2 separate regions of the Homo sapiens genome follow, and region 1 is linked to region 2. The links are chromatin loops, found by intact Hi-C in ENCODE. Cell type or tissue: Caco-2. All regions are shown on one strand. Links, peaks and the distances in the headings refer to the core of each region. The heading gives the core; the rest is flanking DNA.

The links. Hi-C counts contacts between places; a loop is a spot of excess contacts. Peaks named below come from ENCODE experiments on the same cell type or tissue, not always from the same donor. Only the 100,000 strongest peaks of a DNase experiment are listed, where the experiment ranks them.
Region 1: it touches region 2 in a loop (7-fold over the local background); 4 of 110 quality-filtered maps call a loop at or near these places.

Annotation. Positions count from the first base shown.
Region 1 is chr7:100,721,371-100,730,586 of GRCh38, reverse strand. EPO (erythropoietin) reads right to left here. Exons shown (of 5, transcript NM_000799.4): 2 at 8,884-9,029; 3 at 8,539-8,625; 4 at 7,744-7,923; 5 at 6,887-7,609. The coding sequence ends at 7,454. Among named protein-coding and RNA genes, the nearest start is that of EPO, 5.5 kb to the right of the region's middle. RefSeq lists an enhancer at 5,191-5,370 and a silencer at 5,522-5,756. In Caco-2, for the core only: a CTCF peak has its summit at 5,128 (motif pointing right); DNase peaks (open chromatin) are centred at 5,176 and 9,211; H3K4me3 peaks cover 139 bases.
Region 2 is chr7:100,600,981-100,610,347 of GRCh38, reverse strand. PCOLCE (procollagen C-endopeptidase enhancer) reads right to left here and starts at 7,985. Exons shown (of 9, transcript NM_002593.4): 1 at 7,797-7,985; 2 at 6,810-6,918; 3 at 6,131-6,389; 4 at 5,133-5,257; 5 at 4,536-4,672; 6 at 3,718-3,932; 7 at 2,825-2,896; 8 at 2,541-2,711; 9 at 2,173-2,411. The coding sequence starts at 7,891. The coding sequence ends at 2,245. It overlaps PCOLCE-AS1 (PCOLCE antisense RNA 1), which reads left to right and starts at 6,310. Exons shown (of 9, transcript NR_038910.1): 1 at 6,310-6,510; 2 at 7,182-8,008; 3 at 8,665-8,728. It overlaps FBXO24 (F-box protein 24), which reads right to left. Exons shown (of 10, transcript NM_033506.3): 10 at 9,231-9,367. RefSeq lists enhancers at 4,479-4,568, 4,579-4,648, 6,084-6,876 and silencers at 5,367-5,516, 5,697-6,076. In Caco-2, for the core only: a CTCF peak has its summit at 5,604; DNase peaks (open chromatin) are centred at 4,547, 5,517, 5,847, 7,307 and 2 weaker places; H3K4me3 peaks cover 2,225 bases.

The DNA.
Region 1 (9,216 bases), core at 1,217-9,216, 120 kb before region 2:
TCCCTGTTGGGCAATAAGTCCCCTGGTAGCTGCTTTAGCTGACCTCCCTTTGGGACCACAGAGCTGGGGGTCACAGCTCCCAATCCGTCTGGAAGTGGGGGTGGGGGGCTCACGGCAGGACAGGAAAGTGGGGGAGGACCCTTGGGCCCTGTATTTTAGGGAGCCAGGAACCAGCAACGCCCCAGAGACTGGCAACCTTGACAAGACTGGCAGCTGTGGGAACAGGTGTGAGAGACCTTGGGCTGTGGAAAAGCCCTTGAGAGAACTGGAGCCCAGTCCTAAATTTGCTGTGTGTCTTTGGGAACTTTTCTCACCCTCTCTGTGTCTTAGTTCCTTCCTCTGTAAGATTGGGGAGGAGGCTCAATCAGTACAGCCAAGATTTTTTTAAAGCCAGAAATCTATGATGTTGGCTGGGTGCAGTGGCTCACACCTATAATCCCAACACTTTGGGAGGCCAAGGTGGGCAGATCACCTGAGGCCAGGAGTTCAAGATCAGCCTGGCCAACATGGTGAAACCCCGTATGTACTAAAAATACAAAATTAGCTGGGCATGGTGGTGCGCACCTGTAGTCCCAGCTACTCAGGAGGCTGAGGCAGGAGAATCTCTTGAACCCAGGAGGGGTAGGTTGCAGTGAGCCGAGATCGCACCACTGCACTCCAGCCTGGGTGACAGAGTGAGACTCTGTCTCAAAAAATAATAATAATAATAATAATAAAAGAAAGAAATTTATGTGTGGCAGTCACTTTTTTTTTTGAGACAGTGTCTTGCTCTATCACCCAGGTTAGAGTTCAGTGGCTCAATCATAGCTCACTACAACCTCAGCCTCCCAAGTAGTTGGAACTACAGTCTATTTTTTAGTAGCCCAGCAAATTTTTTATAGAAACAGGGATCTCACTATGTTGACTAGGCTGGTCTCAAACTACCAGCCTCAAGTGATCCTCTCACCTTGGCCTCCCACAGTGCTGGTATTACAAGTGTACATCACCGCGCCCGGTCACGTAATTTTTTTTTTATCTTGTTTTGCCCTTGTTGCCCAGGCTGGAGTGCAATGGTACGATCTTGGCTCACTGCAACCTCCGCCTCCCAGGTTCAAGCAATTCTCCTGCCTCAACCTTCCAACTAGCTGGGATTACAGGCATGCACCACCACACCCAGCTAATTTTTTATTTTTAGTAGAGACGGGATTTCACCATGTTGGTCAGGCTGGTCTCGAACTCCTGACCTCAGGTGATCCGCCCACCTTGGCCCCCCAAAGTGTTGGGATTACAGGCGTGAACCACTGGCCATTTTTAATAATCAATTTTCTTAAATAAAGAAGGGAGTTTAGAGACATTTGGCCATGACTCCCATAAATTGAGAAACTATACTATCGTCTATTTATTTGTTGCCAACAATCCTTCACAATGCCACAGTTTTATGATGGAATTTTAGTAGAATTAACTTTCACCATCTTCAAATAATATTATTAGCCTTCAGCTTAGATTCCAGTGTCTAAAAGACCCTGTTTAGCTAATGCAACTCCAGCAACAAACCCTACTGTGGTAAGATCACCTACTGAACTACAGTTCAGTAGTTCCAGCAGAACCCTAGGTGACTGGCCAGGCACAGTGGCTCACGCCTGTAATCCCAGCACTTTGGGAGGTTGAGGCAGGTGGATCACCTGAGGTCGGGGTTCGAGACCAGCCTGACCAACACGGAGAAACCCTGTCTGTACTAAAAATACAAAATTAACCAGGTGTGGTGGCACATGCCTGTAATCCCAGCTACTCAGGAGGCTGAGGCAGGAGAATCATTTGAACCCGGGAGGCAAAGTTTGCAGTGAGCTGAGATCGCGCCATTGCACTCCAGCCTGGGCAACAAGAGCGAAACCCCATCTCAAAGAAAAAAAAAAAGAATCCTAGGTGACCTGTGAACTAGGGACAGGTCTTTGTTCAGCCTGATGCTTGGGCCCAGAGGGAGGATTTGAGTCAGTGAGTACCCAAGAGCGAGAGGCTGCAGTTAAGATGGAGAGCTGGGGCTGCAGGAGGTGGCTGAGTTGGCTCCTAGCGCAGTACTCAGAGCAGGGAGTTGGGAAGAAGGGAAGTTGGTAGGTACTTTCTGCCTATGCAGGGAAGAAGCAGGATCCCAAGGCAGGGGATTGAATGGGAAGGAGTCGGTCGTGGAAGATGGACACGCCTTGCTGACCACAGCTGTCTCATTCACTCCATCTCTTCTCTTTCCTCTCCCTGGTGATCCTGGGTCAGAGAGAAAAGGGACTCTCTCTCTCTCTCTTTTTTTTTTCTTTTTGAGACGGAGTCTCGCTCTTGTTGCTCAAGATGGAGTGCAGTGACTCGATCTCTCAGCTCACTGCAACCTCTGCCTCCCAGGTTCAAGCAATCCTCGTGCCTCTGCCTCCCAAGTAGCTGGGATTACAGGCATGCACCACCACACCTGGCTAATGTTTGTAATTTTAGTAGAGATGGGGTTTCACCATGTTGGCCAGGCTGGTCTCAAATTCCTGACCTCAAGTGATCCACCCACCTTGGCCTCCCAAAGTGCAGGGATTACAGACTTGAGCTACCACACCCGGACTTTTTTTTTTTCTCTCTTTTGAGCCAGGGTCTTGCTCTGTCACCCTGGCTGGAGTGCAGCGCTGCAATCATAGCTCAATGCAGTCTCAAATCCCTGGGTTCAAGTGATCCCTCCTGCTTCTGCTGGGCCTACAGGTGCACACCATCATGCCCCACTGCTTTAAAATTTTTTTTAGAGACAGGGTCTCCCTATGTTTCTGGGGCCAGTCTGGAACTCTTGTGCTCAAGCCCTCCTCCTGCCTCAGTCTCCCAAAGTGCTGGGATTACTAGTATGAGCCACTTCGTCCAGCCCCATCTCCGTGTTTTATGACCTGGGCAAGGCCCATAATCTCTTTGGGCCTCAGTTTCCTCCTCTGCAAAATGGGGACCCTCCATCATCCCTGCCTTCCTCTTGGCGTTAGGAGAGCAAATGAAAAGCATGCCAGGAAATCACATGCTTTTCATGTAAATAGCCAAGCTCTCTACAAACAGAAGGCATCATCTTTAAACAATTATGTAACCCCTTGACTCAGAACTAGGCTTTGCTGGCTCCTGTCCCCACCAGAAAGTCAAAAGTGTTGGCTCTGTCACTTTCCAGCAGAACTTAGTTCCCCATCTGACAAATGGGGATGATACTCATTGTATTCCTGCTTCGTGGAGTTCGGGTGAGAATCGCAGCATGCAGATGCCACAGATTGAATGTGTTGTTAATTATAACCATGATCACAGTTCAGAGGAAAGTTCCTTTCCTGGCCTGCACTCGAAGAACCTCTGAAATCTGGCAACACCCTCCTTGGGAATCTGCCTCTCAGCACAGACTCTGGGCCTCGCTTAGTTCTTCTAAATCCTGTGGTTCTTCCCTTCCCCGGCCTCTTGGCATTGCACAGCTTAGCACTCAGTCCCATACCAAAATGACTACGTCTGAATTAATGTGCGTCAAGGCCAGGTGCAGTGGCTCATGCATGTAATCCCAGCATTTTGGGAGACTGATGAGTGGATCACCTGAGATCAGGAGTTCGAGACCAGGCTGGCCAACATGGAGAAACCCCATCTCTACCAAAAAACAAAACAAAAACAAACAAACAAAAAAACACAAACACACACACACAAACTAGCCGGGTGTGGTGGCATGTGCCTGTAATCCCAGCTACTCGGGAGGCTGAGGCACAAGAATTGCTTGAACCCAGGAGGTGGAGGTTGCAGTGAGCTGAGATTGTGCCACTGCCCTCCAGCCTGGGTGACACAACAAGACCCTGTCTCAAAAAATAAATAAATAAAATAAAATGAATTAATGTGTGCCTTTTTTTGCCCCCAGGAGGCTGCCCACTGGCCACTGGGCTATGAGTGTCATTTCATGTCTCCTAGCACTTAGTGCAAAGGCTTGGTTCACAGTAGCCATTCTATAAACTTGGAATAAATGTTTTAAATGTTTCTAACGTACTTGCCTCTCACATCCATCCCAGGAGTGGTCAGACAGTTCAGGTTTGATAACTACTCTTTTTGTGGGGGAGGGGATGGGATCTTGCTCTGTCACCCAGGCTAGAATGCAGTGGTGTGATCACAGCTCACTGCAGCCTCAACCTCCCAGGCTTGAGTGATTCTCCCACCTCAGCCTCCTGAGTAGCTGGCACTACAGCTGCATGCCACCACATCCAGCTAATGTTTAAATTTTTTTGTAGAGATGGGGGTCTCACTATGTTGCCCAGGGTGGTCTCAAACTCCTGAGCTCAAGGGATCCTCCCACCTCAGCCTCCCAAAGTGCTGGGATTACAGGCGTGAGCCACAACATCTGGTTGAAAATTACTATTTTTTTATTATATTTTAGAAACTGAAAGCAGTGAGAAGTCTGAAGACAGTTGTGGAATAAGATCAGTGACCCTGAATCCTGCAGACGGAGAGGAGGGAGGCAAAAGCGGGTTGCTCATTGATGAGATGTTTGAGCCTTAGACTACAAATCAGGCTAAGAGGTGGACAGCCTTTGGGATTAGGAGTCCTAAATCCTGTGCTCAGGTTCTAGCTCAGTCTCTTATTAGCCAGATTCCTTCGGCTTAAGAACAAGCCTCTTAGCTCCGATGTCAGCAGCCTAAGAGGGAGATTTCTCCTTTACTGACTCACAGCATTCCTGGTGCAAGAATCAAATGCCATCTGTGGAAACCACAATATAAATGTGTATTGAAATGTACAAGGTCACAGCCGGGCGCGGTGGCTCACGCCTGTAAACCCAACACTTTGGGAGGCCGAGGTGGGCGGATCCTCTGAGCTCAGGAGTTTGAGACCAGCCTGGTCGACCTGGTGAAACTCCATCTCTACTAAAAATACAAAAAATTAGCCAGGTGTGTTAGCAGGCGTCTGTAGTCCCAGCTACTCGGGAGGCTGAGGCAGGAGAATCGCTTGAACCCGGGAGGCGGAGGTTGCAGTGAGCCGAGATCGCGCCACTGCACTCCAGCCTGAGTGACAGAGTGAGACTCCATTGAAAAAAAAGAAAAGAAAAGAAAAGAAAAGAAATGTACAAGGTCAGAGCCCTAAGGATCTATCGCTTGTAGGTTTCTCTAGCAGTTCCTAGTAAGACCTGAAGAGGGCACTGTAGCCCACGAGCCGGTTAGAACAGAGGGAAAATTCTCTTGGGTCCTCCCCTTTGGCGACTCCTCGCATCCCAGCTCCACACCTACCGCCCCGCTCCCTACACACCTGTCAAGTACCCTCCAACCTCCAAAACCTTCCCGTAATTTTTCCTGCTGCGGATTGCAAAACATTCTCTCCCGTTTGCATATGTGCAGGGGAACACAGGCTGACTTCTCTACAGTTGATGATACAAGCAGAAAGACCGGCCCTCACATATGGGATAACAACCAGGATCGGGGTCCCATACAGTTGTTTTTGTTTGTTTGTTTTTGTTTTGTTTTTGAGACAGAGTTTCGCTCTTGTCGCCCAGGCTGGAGTCCAGTGGCACGACCTCGGCTCACTGCAACCTCCGCCTCCCAGGTTCAGTGATTCTCCTGCCTCAGCCTCCAGAATAGCTGGGATTACAGGAGCCCACCACCACACCCGGCTAATTTTTTGTATTTTTAGTAGACATGGGGTTTCACCACGTTGGCCAGGCTGGTCTCAAACACCTGACCTCAGATGATCCACCCACCTCAGCCTCCCAAAGTGCTGGGATTACAGGCATGAGCCACCGTGCCTGGCCTCCCATACAGTTTTATGACAGCTTTTGCTGTCTGCACAGGTCCCTCCTCAGTGGTCCTTTCCCGCTGAAGCATTATTTTTGAGAAGGAATCTGAAGTTGTGGTCAGAGTAAAGGGGAAAATGAGAAGTAGAAATCAAGAGTGGAAGTAGAGTTCATTTGTTCCATGTCCCCCACCCCAGGGGAGTAAAGGAGCAGGTAGGGATTAGGTAGAAGGAATAAACCAGGCGCAATGGCTCACACCTATAATCCCAGCACTTTGGGAGGCTAAGGAGGGAGGATCACTTGAACCCAGAGTTTGAGACCAGCCTGGGCAACATAGCAAGACCCCATCTCTAAAAAAAATAAGATAAAAATAATTTAAAAATTAGCAGGGCATGGCGATGCATGCCTTTAGTCACATCTACTCATGAGGCTGGGACTAGAGGATTGCTTGAGCCCAGGAGTTTGAGGCTGCAGTGACCCATGATTGCACCACTGCACTCCAGCCTGGGCAACAGAGCAAGACACTGTCACTAAAAACAAACAAACAAACAAAATCACAAATATATAAATGGACCACCTAGAGTGGCCCTTGTCCCCGAGCAGATGCTGTTTATAGAGGTGGCTCCAACCGCACCTGTGTGTACCGCCCCTTTTGTGAATTTCAGAGGCGAGTATTCATGGTGACAGTCCCCAGGTGAGTAAAGGAGGCAGCTGGACTTAGCGAGGATGTGCATTGAGGCGGAAGGCTGATGCTGGGAGTGTGGCATCAGCCGAAGAGACCAAAGAAGAGGCAGAAATTAACAAGGGCCAGTGACCAGGGTTGGCAGCTGTTACCAGCCCCCAAAACTCCCAAAAGGACCCGTCCTCTGGCCTCCCTCTCCTTGATGACAATCTCAGCGCACTGCAGCCTTGCCCTGGGCAGGGTTGGCAGCTGCCTTACTGCGGTGAGGCCTTGAATGGAGCCACCTTATTGACCAGCGTAGGCAGAGCTTGTGGCCTCAGGCCCGGTAGGGTCGAGAGGTCAGACAGGCTGTGTGAGACAGCACGTAGGGCCCAGCCCCCTCCACCCCTCGTTTCCCGGACCTGGACCTGCTGCACTGCTGCCAGGAGTGGGACAGAGCCAGGGGATTTGGAGGTTCCCAGAAAACAGAAAAGCCAAGAGTCATATTGGTGGTTTCAGTTCTTGTCAATGAGGTTGAAGAATACACAAAACTTGGACCCCATGAGAGCCAGAGGCCAGCCCCCATCCTGTCTTCATGGTTCCCACCACCCCGGTGTCAAGGGGGCTCTTGCCACCAAGGGAGTGCCCATGCCCGTGAGACCTGGAGAAGTCACAGCTTGCCACCTAAGTTATCCAGGTCATCCTGTCCCTGATGGTAGGTGCGAAAACAGGTAAATCGCCTCCAAAGCGTGTCCTGGCATCAAATTTTGCAGGGTGCCGAGTGAGCTCAGGCGTCTTCCCAGCATGGCTCTGTCCCTGAGTTTAAAGCTGCTCTCTGAATGCTTCCTGCTCTGGGCCCTCAAGTTGGCCCTGTGACATCCTTAGATCTCAGAGTTGCTCTCTGGACAGTTCCTCTGGCCCCTGAGATGTCATTGCTGGCACTGGAGTGTCCATGGGACAGGCTGGCGCTGAGCTGAGAGCCCCTCGACGGGGTTCAGGAGTGGCGGGGGAGGGTGTGGCACAAGCAATGTTGGTGAGGGAGGTGGTGGATATGCCCAGGTGGACACACCTGGTCATCTGTCCCCTGTCCTGCAGGCCTCCCCTGTGTACAGCTTCAGCTTTCCCCGGAGGAAATTGGAGTAGACTCGGAAGAGTTTGCGGAAAGTGTCAGCAGTGATTGTTCGGAGTGGAGCAGCTGAGGCCGCATCTGGAGGGGAGATGGCTTCCTTCTGCCAAGGAGAAAACAGGAGGTCGCTGCAGTGCCACAGAAAGGGAAGGAATACGGACAGTTCCTGTACTCCTTAGCAAGACCCTTCTCCCCTTCTTACAGAAAGGGCAAGCAGAAGTGTCCGCTCCTACTCACCTGGGCTCCCAGAGCCCGAAGCAGAGTGGTGAGGCTGCGAAGGCCACTGACGGCTTTATCCACATGCAGCTGCAGGGGCTCCCACGGCTGGGAAGAGTTGACCAACAGGGCCTGGCCCCGCAGGACAGCTTCCGACAGCAGGGCCAGGCCCTGCCAGACTTCTACGGCCTGCTGCCCGACCTACAGGGAGTGGACTCTGGGAGTCAGCTGACCCATGTCACCCTCTCCCTCCTGCCCCTCAGCAGCCCCAAGCACCAAGCTGAGCAAACAGAAGGTATGCAATAAGACTTGTTGAATGAATGAATGAATGAATGAGTGAGTGAGTGAGTGAGTGAATGAATAATGAATGTATTCCATACAGCCCTCATTATTTTTCTTTTTTCTTTTCTTTTTTGAGACAGGGCCTCACTCTGTCACTGAGGCTGGAGTGCAGTGGTGTGATCACAGCTCACTGCAGCCTCAAATTCCTGGGCTCAAGCGATCCTCCCGCCTCAGCCTTCCAAATATCTGGGACTACCACCATGCACCACCTCACCTGACTAATTTTTTTAAATGTTTGTAGAGATGGGGGATCTCACTATGCTGCCTAGGTTGGTCTGAAACTCCAGGGCTCAAGCAATTCTCCCATCTCGGCCATCTCAGCCTGGGATTATAGACGTGAGCCTCTGCGCCCAGGCAGCCTCATCTCTGCTGCTCCATTTTACCTTTCCCTCGATCATTCTCCCTTTCATCCAAAATCAGGCTCGCAAATGAGATTCTCCAAAAGAAAGGAAAAAAAAAAAAAAAGGAACTCACCTCCATCCTCTTCCAGGCATAGAAATTAACTTTGGTGTCTGGGACAGTGATATTCTCATTCAAGCTGCAGTGTTCAGCACAGCCCGTCTGAAATGCACACAGCCCGGGGAGTCAAGGGTCCCTGAAGGCTCTGGCCCTGGCCCACAGGCCGTAGGATCTGCTGGCTTTGCTCCTTGCCTAGTTTCCAGGTATGGTTTGGGGCCACCAGACTTATTCTTATGTAGGGGGGCAGTGTCTAGCTTCCCAACTCCACCCCAAACCAAGTGCCAGGTTCCTGGATCTGGGAGGAGTTCCCTGAAGCCCTGAGCGTGAGTTCTGTGGAATGTGCTGGGGAAGGGGTCTCACCGTGATATTCTCGGCCTCCTTGGCCTCCAAGAGGTACCTCTCCAGGACTCGGCTGTCACAGATGAGGCGTGGTGGGGCGCCCAGGACTGGGAGGCCCAGAGGGAGCGACAGCAGGGACAGGAGAAGCCACAGCCAGGCAGGACATTCTAGAACAGATAGCCAGGCTGAGAGTCAGGCGGGGAGGGAGAAGGGTGGCTGTGGAAGGACAGCTTCCTTCATCCCCACGTCTCTGCCCCAGCTCGTCCTTCCTGTCCCCAACCATGCAAGCACTCAGGTGCTGCCTCCCTGGCCTTCATTCAATCCTGCTGCCGTGTGCACACCCCACCCCCAGCT
Region 2 (9,367 bases), core at 996-8,995:
TTTAATAGCACTTATAGTGATACATGACCTCCTATTTTATTGTTTCTCTCTCCTCCAGTAGAATGTTTTTTCCTTTTCACAAGAGCAGGGACTTTGTTTAGTTTTCTGTTGTATCTTTAGGACTTATGACAGTGCCTACCATTTGGAATGAACAAATGAATGAGTGACTAGGATGAACTTTGAGCAGAGATCTGACTGGATTTAGGAAGTGAACCATGAGATATGTCTATGGGAGAGAATTCTGGATAGAGGAAATAGCAAAGGCCTAAAACAGAAGTGTACTAGAAATGGGCAACAAGGCCGGGTGCGGTGGTTCACCCCTGTAATTCCAGCACTTTGGGAGGCCGAGGCGGGCAGATCACAAGGTCAGGAATTCGAGACCAGCCTGACCAACATGGTGAAACCCCGTCTCTACTAAAAATACAAAATTAGCCGGGCGTGGTGGCACATGCCTGTAGTCCCACCTACTCGGGAGGCTGAGGCAGGAGAATCGCTTGAATCTGGGAGGCGGAGGTTGCAGGGAGCCGAGATATCGCCACTGCACTGCAGTCCAGCCAGATCATGCCACTGTGCTCCAGCCTGGGTGACAGAGCGAGACTCCATCTCAAAAAAAAAAAAAAAAAAAAAGAAATGGGCAACAAACTGAAGTTGCCAATGTGACTGGAACAGATGATACATAGGAGATAATAGACATGAAGCTACGAGGCAGGAGAGAGAATGCAGATGATATAGGGCCTTGAACCCTTGGTAAGACTTAGGAAACTACAGGAAAGTTTTGAGTAAAGGAGGGACAAGATGTGACATAATCGGCCGGGCATGGTGGCTCACGCCTGCAATCCCAGCACTTTGGGAGGCCAAGGGGTGTGCATCACCTGAGATTGGGAGTTCGAGAGCAGCATGACCAACATGGAGAAACCCCATCTCTACTAAAAATACAAAATTAGCTGGGTGTGGTGGTGCGCACCTGTAATTCCAGCTAATCGGGAGGCTGAGGCAGGAGAATCATTTGAACCCAGGAGGCGGAGTTTGCAGTGAGCCGAGATTGCGCCATTGCACCCCAGCCTGGGCAACAAGAGTGAAACTCCGTCTCAAAAAAAAAAAAAAAAAAAAAAAAAAAAAAAAAAAGATGTGACATATTTTCTTTTCTTTTTTATTTTATGTTATTTTTTTCAGACGGAGTCTCACTCTGTTGCCCAGGCTGAAGTGCAGTGGCACAATCTCAGCTCACTGCAATCTCCACCTCTTGAGTTCAAGCAATTCTTTTGCCTCAGCCTCCTGAGTAACAGGTGCCCGCCACCACGCCCAGCTAATTTTTTTGTATTTTTAGTAGAGACGGGGTTTCACCATGTTGGCCAGGCTGGTCTCAAACTCCTGACCTCAAGTAATCTGCCTGCCTTGGCGTCTCAAAGTGCTGGGATTACAGGCATGAGCCACCGCGCCCCGCCAAGACATGACATCTTTTCTTTTTACTTTTTTAGAGACAGAGTCTTACTCTTTTGCCCAGGCTGGAGTACAGTGGTGTGATCATAGCTCACTGCAGCCTCAGAGTCCTGGGCTCAAGCAAGCCTCCCACATCAGCCTCCTGAGTAGCTGGGACCACAGATGAGTACCACCATGCCCAGCTAATTATTTTTTGTAAAGACAGAATCTGGCCATGTTGCCCAGACTGATCTCAAACTTCTGACCTCAAGTGATCCTCCCACCTTAGCCTCTCAAAGTGCTGGGATTACAGGCATCAGCCACTGCACCTGGCCTGTGACTTACATTCTTTTTTTTTTTTTTGAGACAGGGTCTCACTGTGTTCCCCCAGGTGGAGTACAGTGGCATAGTCACAGCTCACCGCAGTCTTACCTCCCCGGGATCAAGCGATCCTCACACCTCAACCTGAGTAGCTGGGACTACAGGTGTGCACCACCACGCCTGGCTAATTTTTGTATTTTTTTTTGTGGAGAGGGGGTTTTGCCATGTTGCCCAGGCTGGTCTTAAACTCTTGGCCTCAGCAATCCTCCTGACTCAGCCTCCCATAGTGCTGGGATTACAGCTGTGAGCAGCCACCCCTGGCCACATTCTTAAACGATTATTCTGTATAGTAAATATGTGTTGAGTTAATTAATTAATGAAAAGAAATCCTCAAGATGGACCCCAATACCATAAGCATGGAGATCTGACCCATTCCTCATTAAGAAACATTTATTTGGATAAGAAAGAAGGCCTGAGGGCTAGGGGCCGGGGCTGGCCTGCGTCTCAGTCCTGGGACGCAGCAGCCCGCACAGGTTGAGAGGGGCACTTCCTCTTGCTTAGGTTGGTGAGGATCTGGTCCTGGTTGGGCCGGTGGAGAACCACAAAGCTCTCTGGAGGAAGGACGGGGCCTCTGTTCTCTTCTACCTGGCCCATCAGCAGATAACTGACTCCTGGAAGAAGGAGGGAGGGGTTGAGATCTCTTATTCTTGAGACCTGTCAGCAGGTCTCAAGATTCCACACCTTGATCATTTCTGTGTGGCTTAGCTTGACCCATCCCCATTTCCCCACATCTCTGTTACCTTTCTTCATGGGGGGGCACTGCTTGCAAGGCACGTAAAACTTCAGGGAGGCACCAGTGGGTGGAGAAGGCAGGTCCAGTCCTCCAGTTTTATAAGCACCAATAAGACTGACAGTCACGGCAAGGCCCTCCCCTGGCTCCCGAACCATGGACTTCACTGTCGCAGTCACCACTGTGGGAGAATGGGAGTGAGAGATGAGGAGATGGGAGGTTCCAGATGGCAGGACTGGAAACAGAAGCAGGAGGTGGTTCGAGGAGCTGGAATGGGGTTGGGGGTATTCTTACCAAGGCTGCTGGCACAGAAGTTGCTCTGCAAGGTGCCTGTCCGGCGGCACTGCTTTGGGCAGGTGGGTGCATCTAGGAGGGAGGAGGGTGGAGGGTGACCTGCTCAGCAGGTAGGAGGGAGCACTGTCCCCATAACAGCCTCATTGACTTGAACTGTTCAGAGCTCTGTCAGGCTTCCGGTCCTAGCACCCAGTAGGGGTCATCGGCAGGAAGGAGGCACCAGTGAGTACCAGATGAATCAATGAGTGAATGTAGCCAAGGAAGAACTTTTTTGTTTGTTTAAGATGGAGTTTTGCTCTGTTGCCCAGGCTGGAGTGTAGCGGCACAGTCATGGCTCACTGAAGCCTCGACCTTCCCAGCTCAAGCAATCCTCCCACCTCAGCCTCCGGAGTAGCTATGACCACACGCCTGGCTAAGTTTTTTTTTTTTTTTTGAGACAGAATCTCACTCTGTAACCCAAGTTGGAGTGCAGTGGCACAATCTCGGCTCACTACAATCTCCACCTCCCAGGTTCAAGCGACTCTCCTGCCTCAGCCTCCCGAGTAGCTGGGATTACAGGTGTGTACCACCACACCTGGCTAATTTTTGTATTTTTAGTAGAGATGTGGTGTTGCCATGTTAGCCGGGGTGGTCTTGAACTCCTGACCTCAGGTGATCTGCCTGCCTTGGCCTCCCAAAGTGCTGGGATTACAGGCGTGAGCCACCAGCCCAGCCTAATTTTTTATTTTTGAAAAGACAGGGTCTTGCTATGGTAAACTCCTAGGCTTAAGCGATCCTGCTGTCTGGACCTCCCAAAATGCTGGGATTACAGGTGTGAGCCACAGCCCAGGTCAGAACTTTTTGAAATGGCCCCCTTCAGTCTGTTTCCCCTTCCTCCCCTATCCCAGACTCACCAGGGGCTGAAGGAGATTCCTCTGTTTTCTCCGGAGGTTGGGACTTGGGGGGCAGCTTGACTTTAGGCTCAGTTCCCCGTTTGGGGCCGGGCCCTTGCCCTTCTTTGGCAGTGCCCCGCGGCAGGGTCTTGTAGGAGGCTGAGAAGCCATCAGCGGTGACACTGAGATCTGAGACGAACTGGACGAGGAGTTCATTCCCTTCGGAGGAGATGGAGCTGCAGGTGGCCACCGAGCATTGGGGGAAGTGTCAGGGCGGGCGTGCACCACACTCTTCTCAGCCCCATGACCTTTTTTGTTTGTTTGAGACAGGGTCTCACTTTGTCTCCCAGGCTTGAGTGCAGTGGCTCCATCTAGGCTTACTGCAGCCTTGACCTTCTGGGTTCAAGTAATCCTCCTGCCTCAGCCCCGCAAGTTGCTGGGACTACAGGCACGCCACCATGCCCAGCTAATTATTTTGTATTTTTGGTACAGACAAGGTTGCGCCATGTTGCCCAGGCTGGTCTCGAATTCCTAAGCTCAGGTGATCCTCCCGCTTCAGCCTCCCAAAGTGCTATGATTACAGGCATGAGCCACTACCCCTGGCCAGGTGGCCTTTTAACTTCGTCCCAACTTCGCAGAGCCCCAGTCGCCTCTCTATCCGCGGACCCCAGACCCGGGGCCAAATCTCCTCTTTGCCTGGCCTCCAACCTGCTCCCCTCGCCGGTTTGGAGCCCTGGGGTTCAGATCCCGTCCCTTTAGCTGAACCCCGCCCCTCCAAACAGCCGCGTGCGTGCGGTCCGCCGACTCTCTCCCGGACTCGCCCAGGTCCCGCCCCTCACCCCGGGACTGCGTCGCCGCAGAACTTCCCCAGCCTCCGGGAGTCGTCGCTCACGGCTCCGTTGAACACGCTGACCGAGTCATAGCGGCAGTAGGTGTCCGGCTCCAGGTCAAACTTCTCGAAGGTCAGCGCGATGACCTGGCGGCGGGCGGAGGCGGGGACTGCGCGGCGGGACACCCCTGGGCGCCTGCACCTCATCTCCTACTGGGTGCCTGCAGCAGCTCCCACTCCCACCTCCCGCGTCCTCTGGGCCCCCCTCCTGAAGGCGTTCACACCACAGCACGGAGGACCACACACACCCATGGGACCCTGCAGGGGTGTCGGTCGTCGTGGTTGGCAAGGTCAAGTCCTGGCGCACTCACAAGTGACAGGCCCGCGTGTTATACCAGGACCCTGTACCTCGCTCTCCTGAGACTTGTCTCAGTTGTAATTTTTACATTTTTGTTTGCGTGCATGCAGGGGTTGGGGCTGTTTTGGGTGCCCACCAGCGCAAGCGCAGTGCTCGGGACACAGCAGATCTTCAATAAATCTCTGCTGGCTGCAAGCTGGAGGGCGCCGCCTGGGTCCCCTAGGGCAGCCCGGGGAGGAGGGTCGGTACCTGGTCCGGGGGCGCGATGATGTGCCAGGAACAGCTGATGCCCGGGGGGTAATCGGACTCGGGCCAGTTGGGCGTGGTCAGGGTTCCCTGGGCCTTCTCCAGCCGCCCCCCGCAAAATTGGTGCTCTGGGGAGGGGAGAGAGGAGCGGGGGTGGGGGGCGGTGGAGACCCTCGGTCAGCTTCAGGAGAACTCTAGGCTGGGAGCCCCGGCAGGCAGCTCGGATGTCTGGGGCTCAGGATGAGGGGACGAGAAGAAGGGGAGGTAAGATGGGGGCAGGTTAACAGAGAGCGGCCGGGAGGAGCGCGGCTCGGGGAAGTCTGGGGCCGCAGGGCGCACTGGCGGGCGGTGGAAGCGGGAGGAGGAACTGGCTGGACGCCCCCTTCTGGCCCCTCCCCGACCCGCGGCCGCACCGCGCCTCTTCCCCTAGGAGATCCCATCTCCCCGGCCCTGCAGCAGAGTCCCCTTTCAGGCTGGAGAGGGTGTCCTCGACTTGGGGCACAGCCCCCGAGGACCCCTTTAGGGAGGTCCCCGCCTGAAACATTGCAAGGGAGACTTCTGCCGCCAGGAGGGGGTGATGGGACCGCAATCGGGAGCCCAGGGCTGGGTGTAGGGGCCCCCCGGGGTTGGAGGAACCTAGTCCCCCCAGCCCTGGGGTGCCCCCTCGCGCCCGACGGAGGGAGCCCGATTGCGGACGGGGGCCGGCAGTTACTCACCGTCCCAGTAACCCCAGGCCGCCCATTCCACCCGCGGGTCGGTGACCCATTTCCGCCTCGCGCCTGGGGGGGGCCCTGGAAGAGGGATGGGTGGGTGCGGGAGGAGGGGAGAGAAGACGGGGAGGAGGGACTGAAGGGGCGGTTAGTGAGGAAAATGGGTCAGGGAGGTAGGGGGCCCTAGGCACTGGGGCGCGGGGTGGGCGGGGCGGAGGTTAGGGCTGGGGGCGGGGCTGCGGCCGGGGCGGGGCCTGGAGGGGGGGAAGGCGGAGGTGAGGGAGTTCTCACCAGTGCCCGAGGTGGCCCGCCCGCTGTACCAGAGCAGGAAGCCTCGTCCTCCTGTGCCCTCATCCGTCGTCATCCTCAGGGTCACCTGGTTGCCGGGGGCGACTAGGGGCGCAGGCCGGAAGGTCCCACAAAAGCGTCCGAGCCGCTGGCCGGAAGTCCCAGACCCAGCGAAGACCTCCAGAGCATCGTAGCGGCAGGCGGGGTGCAGCTCCAGGTCGAAGACTCGGAATGAGAGGGACACAGTCTGGCCCTCGGGGACCTGATAGCGGGGACAGAGGCGGGGACCCACAGAGTCAGGCCCCACACAACCCAGCCAGAGGGCAGCTCCCCTGCCCCAAGCGTTTCTTGCAGAAACGGACTGAATGGGAAGGGGCCTCCATGTGAGTGCAGAGCAGAGGGCCTGGTCTCTGCAGCTCTGCTGGTAGCCTGTGCAGGGGACAAGAGCTGAGGCTTTGGAAGAGGAGGGAGGGCCGGGGACTGGAGAATGAAGATTTGAGGGAAGGGTTAAGATGATGCGTGTTACGGTGGGAATGATGCCTTCAGTGACAGAGGGAAGACACTTGGAGCTGCCCCAGGTTGAGAAGGTGGTGCGGGGGGGACGGGGGGGGGGTCCCTTCGCAGTCAGGCCTTTTTGCCTCTGAGACTTTAACAAGGGGTAGTGCCCAGAGGGGTTTCTCACCGTTATGGTCCAGATGCACTCCTTATTAGGGGGGTAGAGGTTGGGGAACCCCTCACTTGCCACGTAACCTGATTCCCCCTTCACATCCCCTCCGCACAGGAACACGGGTCTGGAGAACAGAAAAGGGGTCAGGAAAGAGCAGGGACGGGTGGGACGGGGGAGCACTGGCAAGATGGGGATGAGGTGATGAGGATGAAACTCCAAGGAGGGAAGCTGGGGGATGAAATGGAAAGGCCTTGAGAGACCTGGGGCAGCTTCCACCAGCCAGGACAGGGCTGGGGTGTCCCAGACTCCCACAAAGATAAGGGAAAAGTGGGCCTGGCAACTCGACCATCCCTCCAACCCCAAGAGTCCCCACCCCCACCCCAACAGGAATTCCCGGAATCCTCCTCGGCCCCCCTTCCAGACTCCCGCCTCACTCTGCCTGGCAGTCCAGGGACAGGAGCCGCCTAACTACTTCCAGATGTGGACACAGCCACGAGGCGGTGGGGGGGAGGGGGTGGAGAGATGGAGGGAGCTGCAGTGGCGATGGCCCTCTGATTGAACCTGGAGGCCAGGCTCCGCGAGCTCCACACCTTAGCCCTGCCCCTGTTCCAAACTACTTCAGATTCTGACTCCCAAGTCTCCACTCACTGCCCCCTCCTCCCCCTACAATCCCTCTCGAATTCCTTCCTGGAATCCAGCTACCAGGCAAGTTCAGGAGCTTGGCTCTCTCTTGGGTTCTATGGGGGGTCAAGGATCTGGGTGGGTGGGGAGACTTAAGAGACCAGAGGACGAAGGTGGGGGAATGGGAGCAGTGGTGGCCTGCAGGAGACCAAGGTCTTGCAGCAGATGGGGAGGATTTGGGGGCCAGAGAAGGGTGAGGCGGTGGGGAATCTGGGGAGTGGTGTGTCAGCAAGGGAACCCAAAATATCTCCAGGCATAACCCCAAAGGAATCGGGGGTCTGAAGTTCACTGGAGCTGTCTGGAAGATGCCAAGAGACCTACCTGGTGTAGTTGGGGGTCTGGCCCTGGGCAAAAGGCAGCAGGGCGCAGGCAGTGAGGAGGGGCCCCAGGAGGGAGGCTGTGGCTGCAGGCAGCATGGCCCCGGGGGAAAGGCGCTGGGGTCCTCAAGACAGAGGCAGCAGCTGAATTTTGCAGAGCAGCAGCAGCGGTGGCGGCAGCAGCAGGATAATCAGCGCCAGATGGGGCAGCCTTGGGTGTGTGGGCGTGGGGACTGGCCAGTGGGGCGGGCAATGGGGAAGGCGGGACAGTGGCGTGTCCTGGGACCTCTCTAGGTCTAGGACACATAAATGTTGACCTTAGGAGGGGGAGGAGCAGTGAGGGGCAGAGGCCGTCTCCCAGGCCTCAAGTAACGTCATCGGGAACCCCACTCTGTCCAGTGAGGGAGTATCTCCGGGAACTTCTGAGGACTCCCTAGCCCCCATCCTCCCCCCGCCCCTGCTTCCTCAGCTCAGGAGCCCTCATTGCTCACCCCCTGCCTGACCACCCCTGCCAGCTCATTTTCCACTTCAATTTCTTTTTTTTTTTTTTTTTTTTTTTGAGACAGAGTCTCATTCTGTGACCCAGGCTGGAGTGCAGTGGCGCGATCTCTGCTCACTGCAACCTCCGCCTCCCGGGTTCAAGCAATTCTTGTGCCTTAGCCTCCCGAGTAGCTGGGACTGCAGGTGCATGCCTCCACACCTGGCTAATTTTTGTATTTTTAGTAGAGGCAGGGTTTCAGCATGCTGTCCAGGCTGGTCTCAAATTCCTAGCCTCAGGTGATCCGCCCACCTCGGACTCCCAAAGTGCTGGGATTATAGGCGTAGCCACCACACCTGGCCTCCACTTCACATCTCCATTGCCTTCTCTCCAGACCTGGGCCAGACTAGGCCAAGGAGAAGGAATTCTCACCCATGACCTCTTCCAACTACTTGAAGGTACAGGAAGCAAGGCAGGAGGCATGGGGTGTGGATGAAGGGAGTGTCCTTGTTACTCAGGAAGAGGTGGAAGGAGTAGAAAATAGAGCCCAAACCTGGGAGGTAAACAGAAGGGAGAGAGGAGGGGGGCTGGCTTCAGGCCGAAGGGAGATGGGTGGGAAGCTTTCGGGGGTCAGGAGGAACAGGCTGCCTCAGGATGGGGACAAGTCTAGTGGGCAGGGGATCCCAGTGGGGTAGCCAAGAGCATCTGTGCATAGAGTTGTTCCAGAAGGTAGGGCCAGAACTTCCCAGTCCAAACGACCAGGTGTGCTCTTGGGAGCAGGGAGTGGACAACAATGTGAAGGGTTCAGGCAGCATCAGCTCTGCTGCACCTGAGACCTGGAGCTGCTTGTGCTGCCTGCCCCTGCCTGGGCTCCTGCCCTCCTGCACCCACCAAGCCGGGCACCCACCCACCCCATCCCTGCCCCTGTCCCTCCCAGCCCCCAAGGCTTCCACACCAGGCCTCGCTGCAGCCTTTTATTCTATCCATCAAATCTCTTGTCCATGATAGTCAGGTTGGGGGCCCCTCCTGGGCAGCCCCCTGAACATTCTTACCCTGGTTAGCCGTCCCCACCCCCTAGCAACCCCTTCCCACACGCA